2 separate regions of the Mus musculus genome follow, and region 2 is linked to region 1. The links are chromatin loops, found by intact Hi-C in ENCODE. Cell type or tissue: left cerebral cortex. All regions are shown on one strand.

What was found. A loop is a pair of places that touch in the nucleus more often than their neighbours do. Peaks named below come from ENCODE experiments on the same cell type or tissue, not always from the same donor. Only the 100,000 strongest peaks of a DNase experiment are listed, where the experiment ranks them.
Region 2: it touches region 1 in a loop (2.6-fold over the local background); 2 of 42 quality-filtered maps call a loop at or near these places.

The regions. Positions count from the first base shown.
Region 1 is chr10:27,380,657-27,385,656 of GRCm38, forward strand. All of the region lies in intron 4 of Lama2 (laminin, alpha 2), which reads right to left. Among named protein-coding and RNA genes, the nearest start is that of 4930579H20Rik, 6.7 kb to the right of the region's middle. In left cerebral cortex, a CTCF peak has its summit at 2,372; DNase peaks (open chromatin) are centred at 2,422, 3,421 and 4,209; H3K27ac peaks cover 2,430 bases.
Region 2 is chr10:27,650,024-27,655,023 of GRCm38, forward strand. All of the region lies in intron 1 of Gm30165 (a long non-coding RNA gene), which reads right to left. Among named protein-coding and RNA genes, the nearest start is that of Gm30165, 19 kb to the right of the region's middle. In left cerebral cortex, no CTCF peak of the experiment used is centred here; DNase peaks (open chromatin) are centred at 2,846, 3,070, 3,267, 3,621 and 2 more places; H3K27ac peaks cover 1,031 bases.

The DNA.
Region 1 (5,000 bases):
GCTTTTCATGCCCCGCTCAGTTTCAGTAAATAATCACCCCTTCAGGTACTTCCCACCGACAATATAGAATCATTAGAGACTTCCTCTTTTTCTTTCATCCCGGGTCAAATTTATCTGGAAATATCATTGGCTTAATTTTAAATATATGCAGTTGCCAACTGCTATCCATCACTTGATTGGAACCATCATGGACCACATTCTCATTATCCGTCCTCCTCTAAACCTGAGGCATTACTGAGGAGTTCTGTGTCCTCTACAGTGTTAATCCCAAGTCATAAGAAAACTCTGGAGTTTATCTTTAAAGTAATGTAATACAAAGTACAGTGCCTAGTCGCTGGCAAAAAAAAAAAAATAAGGGTTGATTTAAAATTTCTGGATGAATAAAGTTAATGAAAGTTCCAAATACTTAGTAAATTCAACTAATTTTCTATCTAAAAAGAAACTTTTTAGGTTGGTTGATGAGCTATTTTTCAATTAATATAAAGTATACTGTTTTCACAGAAATCAAATTAAGTTTAATAACCTTTCATATCCTTTTATTTCTGAGTATTTTACGTTAAGTTGATTTAAATAAACCTTATATATTAATTCTAACCCATTATTCCCTTTCATCTTAGTTTGGAAATCATGTTAACATGACTTCAATATAAGTAAATTTTATTACATTTTAGTTTCTTTTTGATATACTATTTTTTTCATTGGAGACTAACACATAAATGTGATTTTAGAAAAACATGATATTGTATTTGAATATAGGAACTATTCACCTTAACTTACTCAACCAGAAAAGATCTCGTCCATGGTTAATCCCGTTTTGTTAATAAGTCATTGAGAAATTATTAAATGTGTCATCACAAAGGAACAATTTTCTGTTGAGAAAAATATTAAGATCTGCTTATACAATTGCATATGTTCCTCCTTGAGTCTTAATACTTCTTTTAAGCCGAGTTAGAAATATTTCCTTTATAGCATATAGCATACTCCCTTGATCTAGAGAACATTTGGTAACCATGCCACTTCATTCATCCGGAACCTCAACAGGGATAAACACTCCTGCACGGTTGATGATTCAGAGTTGATTAGAGAGTGATACTTTAAAGATGGCATGCCAAAGACTGTGTGGACCTGATGTCTTCACACACACCCTATTCCCAAACTGCAGGAAGATGTTAGCCTAGTGAACTGTTTACCACATATTACTGCACCGTAGACAACTCCATGCTTCAGCTTCCTCTCAACACTTCTTTACCATCCCATACCAGGTATTTTATTCTGAACATATACTTTGTTTCAATTGCCCTAAAACTGATATTGTTTTTCTCTTGTTCTTTTGAGTTACAATTGGAGCATTTGTCTTTCCTGGATGAAAGCTTTGCCTGTCATAGGAATTTAAACAAATTATTCACCGTTGGATAGATTATCATTAATAAGTTGAAACATAATAAGAAAACTAGCTATCTGCAGGGGATATTTGTCATAATCATCTCTTCTTCTTATTTCTCTATTCACCTAGTGAAAATCAAAATCCTGGGTCTAAATGTATACATGATTTATCATCAGCTGGTTAAAGAAATATTCTTTGTCCATCATTTTGAAATAGGCTAAAATGAGACTCTTGTTATTTTTCTCTCCATACAAAAATATATTTCATGGGGCAGTGGCTTCTATGTTCCATAGAACTAAAGAGCACACAGAAATCCTAAATTTTAAGATAGCCCATGGGCAGACTTAAAGTCTCAGCTGCTTTCGGAGTTTTAGTTTTTTGAAAGTCTAGATGCTGAGATTTTTCTGGTTTTCGGAGTCTGCCTTGTGGTCTTCTTGGTTTCAACAACTCAAAGCAATCCAGTAAAGCTTTATTTCTAAGTCCTCTGTTAAACATGTGCTTTATTAACTTTCATCTAAACATGCCCTGATAGGTAACCTGTAATCCATCATAATTAAATAAAAGAGCATATGACTCCTACTGGTCTTGATGTATGAGAAGGATGCTGACCACTAAGTGCCAGAAATGTTCAAAAGCAGTAAAATCATTACTTAATGTCCACCACACCATTTCCTCTGATTTCTAACTCTGAAAGGTCTGATCGATACAAGTTTCCTTTACATACTGTATTCTCAGTACTTTTAAAGTAATAAAACAATAACCTAAGGAGAAACTATTTTATTGGCCATTGTGTTTTTCTTTATGCAGTTCTGTAATATTTGCATGGATACAAAAGGACTTGTCAAAATAGGTTTTCTCAGTCTCTTTGGAGAGCTTCTCATTTATATTTTATCAAATGCAAATGTCATTGCTAAATCTTTGTGCTGTCAAGCCAACATTATACAGGGATGCAGTCATCACGTGATCTTCACAGCCAGGAAGGAATTCAAAGGGAGCAGTTCCAGAGCAATCCATGAGGGAAAATACCAGCAGGAAGCTCTCTCACTCTCCTCAGACATTTGCATTGCTCCAAATTTTGATTTGGGTGTGACCCAACTCGAGAGAGCTTAAGAAAATAGAATCACTAAGCATCTATTCCACTCCCTTATGAATTTCAGTAGGAACTTACACATGGACACAGTACTGGTTATTGTTACTCAGTAGATGTCAGAAAGCATGATCAGAGTGTACTGATGGATGCCACCTTAATTCTGCTAATGCTTCTTGAGAGATATTACTCTTTCTTAAAGAATAGAAGCACTATTGCTGATGCCAAGAAGAGCTTGCTGACAGGAGTCTGGTATAGATCTCTCCTGGGAGGCTCTGCCAATATAGAAGCTGATGCACACAGCCAAACATTACATCAGACAACACAGGGACCCCAGTGGAGGAGTTAGGGCAAGGACTGTAGGAGTTGAAGGGGTTTGCAACCTCATAGGAAGAACAACAATATCAACCAACCAGACCCCCCAACATTCCCAGGGACTAAACCACCAACCACAGAGTACACATGGGGAAACCAATGGCTCCAGCTAGATATATAGCAGAAGATTGCTTTATCTGGCATAAATGGGAGGGGAGGTCCTTGGTCCTGTGGAGGTTCAATGGCCCAGGGTGGGGAAAGGGGGTAGGGGTGTTGTGGAGGGGAAACTGGTAAGTTGGATAACTGTTTAAAAGAAAATAAATGAAATTACCAATAAGAATGTGAAAAAGAATAAAAACACTGGATTTTAGGCAATTATGTCTAATTATAGCTGAGGCACCTCCTAATTCTATTCTGACTCACTTATCAGCCTATTACACTATCAAACAAATCACTGGTTCAATAAGCATCCCTTCAATAAATAACATCTGGTCATGTAGATACAACTGGAAGACTTATAGTGGCAGAAAGCTACTGCTGATGAGTCTCTTGCATGCATCTGTTCCCCATTTTGTCATAAGACGTGCTTCCATCAAGTGTGACTAAGACAATGTATTACTTCCATTCCCTTTTTATGCCTCACCCGTGATTCTTCAGATTCTTTTTATGGTTCTTGTTTCCCATAATAGGGCTTGCCCCTCCAATCTTATGTATTGAGGTGAAATTATTATTATGCCCGTGTCCTACTCAGACATCACTGGAGAAGACTGAGAACAGATTTCCTGAAAGGGGACAGGCTTAAGGCAGAGTAGACTAAGGAAGATCACCAAGTCATGGGAAAGTTCCATACTCAGTAGTCCATCTAACACTGATCATATCAATACAGACTCTTCTGGTTTATAGAAGCTAGATTTTGAGAAAATTGTAACCATAACTATCTATTTCTTGGAGTCGATGAATGAATCGTTATTATCCAGGAATAATACAAATTCTACCTTTTGTATTAATTTCAAGTTTTTACAAATTTTTATTAATTTTAGCATAAACAAAATTTGTGAGGAAAGTTTTGTTATGTAAGTATTTTATTAAGTGAGAACAGTGGTATGCAAAGCAATTGACACTTTGTGAAAGCTCTACAGGGTTAAAGCACTAAAACTTTGAGCTATAGGGAGATTAAAAAATGTTCATACTCAAACAGCTGTGAAATTAATATGGTTTTCTAAAATATGAAGCTGTAAATTAGAGGAAGTCCTGAATACAGGGAGTGTTCCGTGACCTACATCGCTAGCACAGAACAATTCATACCCTCAAAAGCCACATAATAGCACAAAGGAAGTCTAATGCATCATTTTTCTGTTTTGTTTTCAGTCCCTGTGTGGGCACACTTGTTTAAAATTAAAATCTTGGAGCAGGCGGTGCAGATAGTGAGCCAGATCCTGTGTCATTCTGTTGGAATAAAGCCTGCATGTGTGTCTAAAGGAGAAATCCAGTCTCCCTCAGCCCTTGTTGTCTGATTCAAAGCCTCCTCAGAAAGTATGTTTGGACCTCAAAAGCGTGCAAATTAAAATTTATATTAATATGTTGTTTTGATGTAGCATTTTGTGATGACCACTGATAGACTCAACTAATTAAGAGTCGGCCATTGTAGACATACAAAAAGATCCCTCTAAAATAGCAAGACATAAGAGACTAAATCACAATATAAAAAGATACTGATATTTAGAGACAATTTGGGATATGGCTCTACAAATCTGAGCATGCTCCTTCGGCTCACTCTACTGATGACTCCGGTATTGTGTGTCTGCAAACTAGGATTCACCATCCCACCCTGACTTTTTTGCTCATCCCTTGTTTGACCACTTTTCTCCTCTTATTCTACTTTCACATTATCAACTTTGTGTAGTACTTTCTGTACCTTATTTATTGTTTAATCTAAGTGTTATTTAGCAATTTCCTCTAAGATAAGCCCTTCATCTTGTAGGAAGGCATGTTAAAAGAGGTGAAACTAAGGGATGCTCTAAGTCAGTCTGAGTAGCAACCCCCTTTGAGGTTGACTGACCCATATACAGGGGTTACCTATCAGATGACCTACTTATCAGATGTTTACAGTATGATTCATAACAGTACAAAATTACAGCTAAGAAATAGCAACCAAAATAATTTTATAGTTGGTAGTCACCACAACATGAGGAACTGTATCGAAAAGTTGCAGTA
Region 2 (5,000 bases), 270 kb after region 1:
GCTTGCAGACAGGAGCCTTACATAACTGGCCTCTGAGAGCCTCCACCCAGCAGCTGATTGATACAGATGCATAGACCCACAGCCAGTGAATAAATGAAGCTCAGGTACTCATTGAAAATATGGGGGAAGGATTGAGGGACCAGAAGGAATAGGAACTCCACAGGAAGATCAGCAGAGTCAACTAACCTGGACCTTTGAGGGCTCTTAAAGACACATGGGCTGGACCTGGACCCTAGAACATATGAAGCAAATGTGCAGCTCGGTCTTCATGTGGTTCCCCAATAACCAGAGTGGTGCTATCTCTAGAGCTAGTGCCTGTCTGTGCAATCCTCTCCCTTAATTGGGCTGCTTTGTCTGGCCTCAGTGGGAAAGGATGTACTCAGCCCTGCAGAAACTTGATGCGCCAGTGTAGGGGATAGCCAGGTGGGCCTCCACCCTCTCAAAGGAGAAGTGGAGTGAGAAGAGGAGAGGGGAAGGAACTTTTTGAGGGGGGACTGGGACCCTTTTTTCAGGAGGTAAAAATTGAAATATCCGTGACATGTTTTACACTTTCAAAGTATTTCTATAAATGTAAATAGCAATCACCTCTCCTCAGCTCATATTAACAGTTTTGAAAGCTGGGGTGACCTAGTTTAACTGTGGTGTTATCCATACCACCTGCTCCACCTCCAAGGGACACACGAGATGGCAATATCAAGGTAGCTTGGAATTAGAATTCTCAGAATCAGAAAAGAAAAAAAATCACCATTTGAGGAGATTTCCCCCCCCCAAAATTTTTATCCAAATTTTTATTATTACTAATTATTATTATTATTATTATTATTATAGAAATCACTAATTTATTTAAAGCCCATTTCTCAAAATTTGCCAATACATGATTTTTAAAAACCAATGATTACAAAAAAATGTATTAAGCAAAAATAATTCATTATTTTTCTCAAGGATAACTTCTTCAATCATTTCATATACTATAGGATGGAATTGTACTCATTTTATTTATGTGATATGATATTTAAATATATAAGTATTGAGAAGTCTGATCTTTACAAACACCATTATTATTTAGTTTTATATATATATATATATGTGTGTGTGTGTGTGTGTGTGTATTTACATATATACACAATATGTTCTAATAATAACAGTTATCATTTATGTTTTAAAATCTTTGGCCAAGAAAAAAATATTTTTTCACAATTCTTGAGAATAAATTTTGCAAATCTAGTAGATATTATTCCTCATTTTAGAAATAAAAAATTAAAGTTTGTGGGAATTCATTACCTTGGTCAAAGTAAACAGTCAGGAGAAAGTTAAGACTTCCACACCTACGCTTCCGGTTCAAGTCCACATGATACATTACTTCATGATTCTTTCCTATTCCAATATAAAATTTAACAAAACAAAAACAAAGGAAATACGATATACAAATATTTGAAGCTATAAAAAGAAAAAGAACTGGAATTAAATATTGCAACTAAGTAATCTAATTATTAGCAACACTAACTTGTGTCTTAAGCAAATGATATTTTGGAGGTAATGAATTACAGGGTTTATCAATGTTTAAGACCAATCATAATATGTACCATTTTTTAAAGCAGAGAAACTAGGAGGAGTTAGGAATAAGTCAATAAGAAGGTGAACTTTTTGTTATTTTTATTATTCTAAAACTATTTTGATAAATGAAGTAGAAGTGATTTACAAAGCTACTTTTACAGTTTTATGTTTATTGTATATAAGTATTTGACAATTTCCAAGTAACAAGGACTCAGTTTACTTTGTCACAAAACATAGTTCATGATGTCACAATGTCCTGCAATCCAATCCAATTATATTGACTGAGTACCAGCAATCTACCTTGGCACTTGTGGGAACAGAAGAGCTCTTTCCAGGGATAGAAGGATGTTGCCACCCTGGAGGAAGTCACCTTTCCATAAGGAGTCTTTTCAACAGTGTAGAACACAGTAGATCCTGTCTATACAGTGTAGCATGGGTAACACTGGCCCATGAGTGACAGTGCTCCTTTCATTGCAATAGTTTATCTCACTAAACCATGAAGCTCATAATCCTAATCCCTGGCAGTCATGAGTTTTAATTCAGTCTGACTGGCCAAGGCATGATGTACTGAGCTTTCATTCTCCCATCTTCCTGGCTCCTTTGCCTACCAGTTGTGATAACTGCAGCGACCCCAGACCCAACCCCCAACCCCCAACAGCTCCTGTCTTTTTTGACATCCATGGAACGTATGCTGATCTTTGGACTTGCATGGGAAACACTTTTACTCAACTTTCTGGTCCAAGTCATGGTTCTAATGAGTAAAGAAGTAATGTTCTATTAGATTTCCCTTAAAAACTCCAAGGGAACAGGGTGAGGAAGCACTGAGAATTGTAGAATGTTAATGGCTGTTTTAGCTCACTGTAGCAAGTTGGATTATCTCTTTTTATGATTTCTTTTTATTTCAAAATTGACTTAATTAGTAAATTCTTAATGGCATACTTCACAGTCTCTTGACTCATAATTTTATTTCAACTGTTAGATCCAGCTGTACAGAGGTATAAAAACAGTGTCTAGTTTCAGTGTGTTTGCTCTTGATTGCTCTCTCCTCCCCTCCCCTCCCCTCCCCTCTCCTCTCCTCTCCTCCTCTCCTCTCTCCTTAAAAGGGATTCTCTGTTGTTTCATTATTGAGTTGTCAGCAACAATCCATTGAGCCTTTGAAATACTGGAGCAAACAGCAGTAGGGGACAGTTAGCATTAAGGGATGGGGGTGGGGAAGTTGGAATAGCTTTCTCACTCAGTCTGTAATGGAACTTGATCTAGGATTTTACAGTGATCGGCTCAGTAACCACCCTTGGGGTATGTTTCATTCTGTCCAGTTCTCTATTCCTGTCCCTTGGGGTGACATAGCAAAATCAGCTGTCTAGACACAAACTCCAGGCACTGGCTCTGTTTCGAGAGTGAGTTTGATGGAATAAAAGGGAAATTAAATTACAAACTAGAACAGATTTTTTACATACCAGACAAATCAGTTAAAATGCTCTGACAGGCGAGTTCTCTGGGAAGCAGACTGTAAAATCATAGGAGCCTCACTGGGTGGGAATGCCTGCCAGAGATAAAAGCTGAACGAACTAGGGTGTGGCAGAAGGCACTAGGTCACCCTGGAGCTCTCACACTTAGGAAAAGGGCATAGGAAGAGTGATCTGCCAACACTGCATCAAAATCTACTGGGAACCCAGTGTCTGTTTTTTGCCAGATGACCGAGACCGATATCCATGCATGATTCCGTAGATAAGCATAGCGTTTTGGAGGGGGAGGGGCATGCCTTACTGTATATTTAATTAACCTCAAATAGCACTTAGAGATCATACTAGTTGTCAAACTGATCTCACCAAGTATCTCTAGTGTCTTCCACTAAGAATTTCTAGCCCCATGCCATTTCAAAACGACAACCAGATGAAAGATGTTGAGGGCACAGCTGAAGCCTCAGACCCGAGGAGCTGTGGGAAAGCCCAAGAGGAACGCTTCAGTTTGCTTGCAGCTCTCCACAGCTTTTGAGAGATTGTTTTTCTGTCTTTGAACAACCTTATAACTAGAGAGGTCGTTTAGGGGATGTCTCATGGGAATAACCACCACGGACATTCTTCTAGAAAAAATGACTGTCTCACCTTGCATGCCACCACCCAGGGAGAAACAGTTGTCATGCTGGGTACAAGTACAAAACACCGTGTTCCAAGTTACCTTCTGTGACATTATACTACCCACCTGAAAATGTGAAAAAAAGTCAGTAAACCTGCAATCAATCAGATACAGGGTTCTTTTTGTTACTCAGAATAGCAAAACCTTCTGCAAACAGGCATGGAGAAACAATCCTCTAATGTCTATACTCAGAAAGTTGAGGCAGAACAATTGTTAGGATTTACAGACTATCAGGAGCCACATAACAAGCTCTAGCCTAGCTTGGATTACCTAGCACACACATACACATCTCAAAGAACTTTAAAATCATTCAATAAATCTCTTATGAATGATAGGTCTATCTAAATAGTTCAACATTCTGTACAAAATTTTATGAAGCATATACCTTGTTCAGTATACTCACCTATTGTTTCTACCTTTATTGTACATAAAGGTTCCACCAGTACATTTTGTTATTTTATAATACAAACTAACTATCAGCCATCAGACAGTGTCAAGTAAGGCCTAAGCTAGAGAAAAGTCTATACTTAGTTGGTACATTTATATATAACACAGCAGAACCTAAGCAGTTATTTATGATCGCTACTTCACTAATTCTCAGAATAAGCCTGTGAAGTCATGAGTACAGGGTGTGACTGCTCCATTTTTTGTGTGTGTTCAGTTATAGACCTAGAACATTCCTGTGACTGGGGGTTTGCCATGTCGCATGAGCTGGTGATGAGTAACACGTATTAATCAGCAATCTGCAGCAGATTCTTTCAAAAGCTTCTCGGTCTCATTTTATGACAGGAGGAACCTGTAGACACAGGCTGAGAAAATTACTAAGGGCAGATGGAAATAGAATGTCAGGAAGAAGGCCATGTGGGGTGAACAAGATAACCACTACACTACAGAAATGAATCCAAGAAGAAGGTTGTAGAGGTCTTCCAGGGAAGCCTAATAAAGAAGTGCTGCCAAAACTGAGTAAAGCAATGTATAGTATATGTATGTATGGCATATACATGGTACATATATTTGTATGTGGGCACATGGATGTGTGGGTGTATGGGTATGTGAGTGCATATGATAAGCCACGTAAGCCACATTTGAGACACTAACCCTAGAACTCACTAATTCAGCAAGACTGTTAGTCCAGGGGCTCTCTATTGGATCCTCCTATCTTTACCTCCCCTAAACTTGGATTTGAAGTATACACTACAACACTCAGCTTTATACATAGGTGCTGGGGACCCAACTAAATCCTCATCCTTGTGACTGAGTCATCTCGACAGGCCCTGGTATGAGCATTTAGAACTGTCTCACAGACCTAA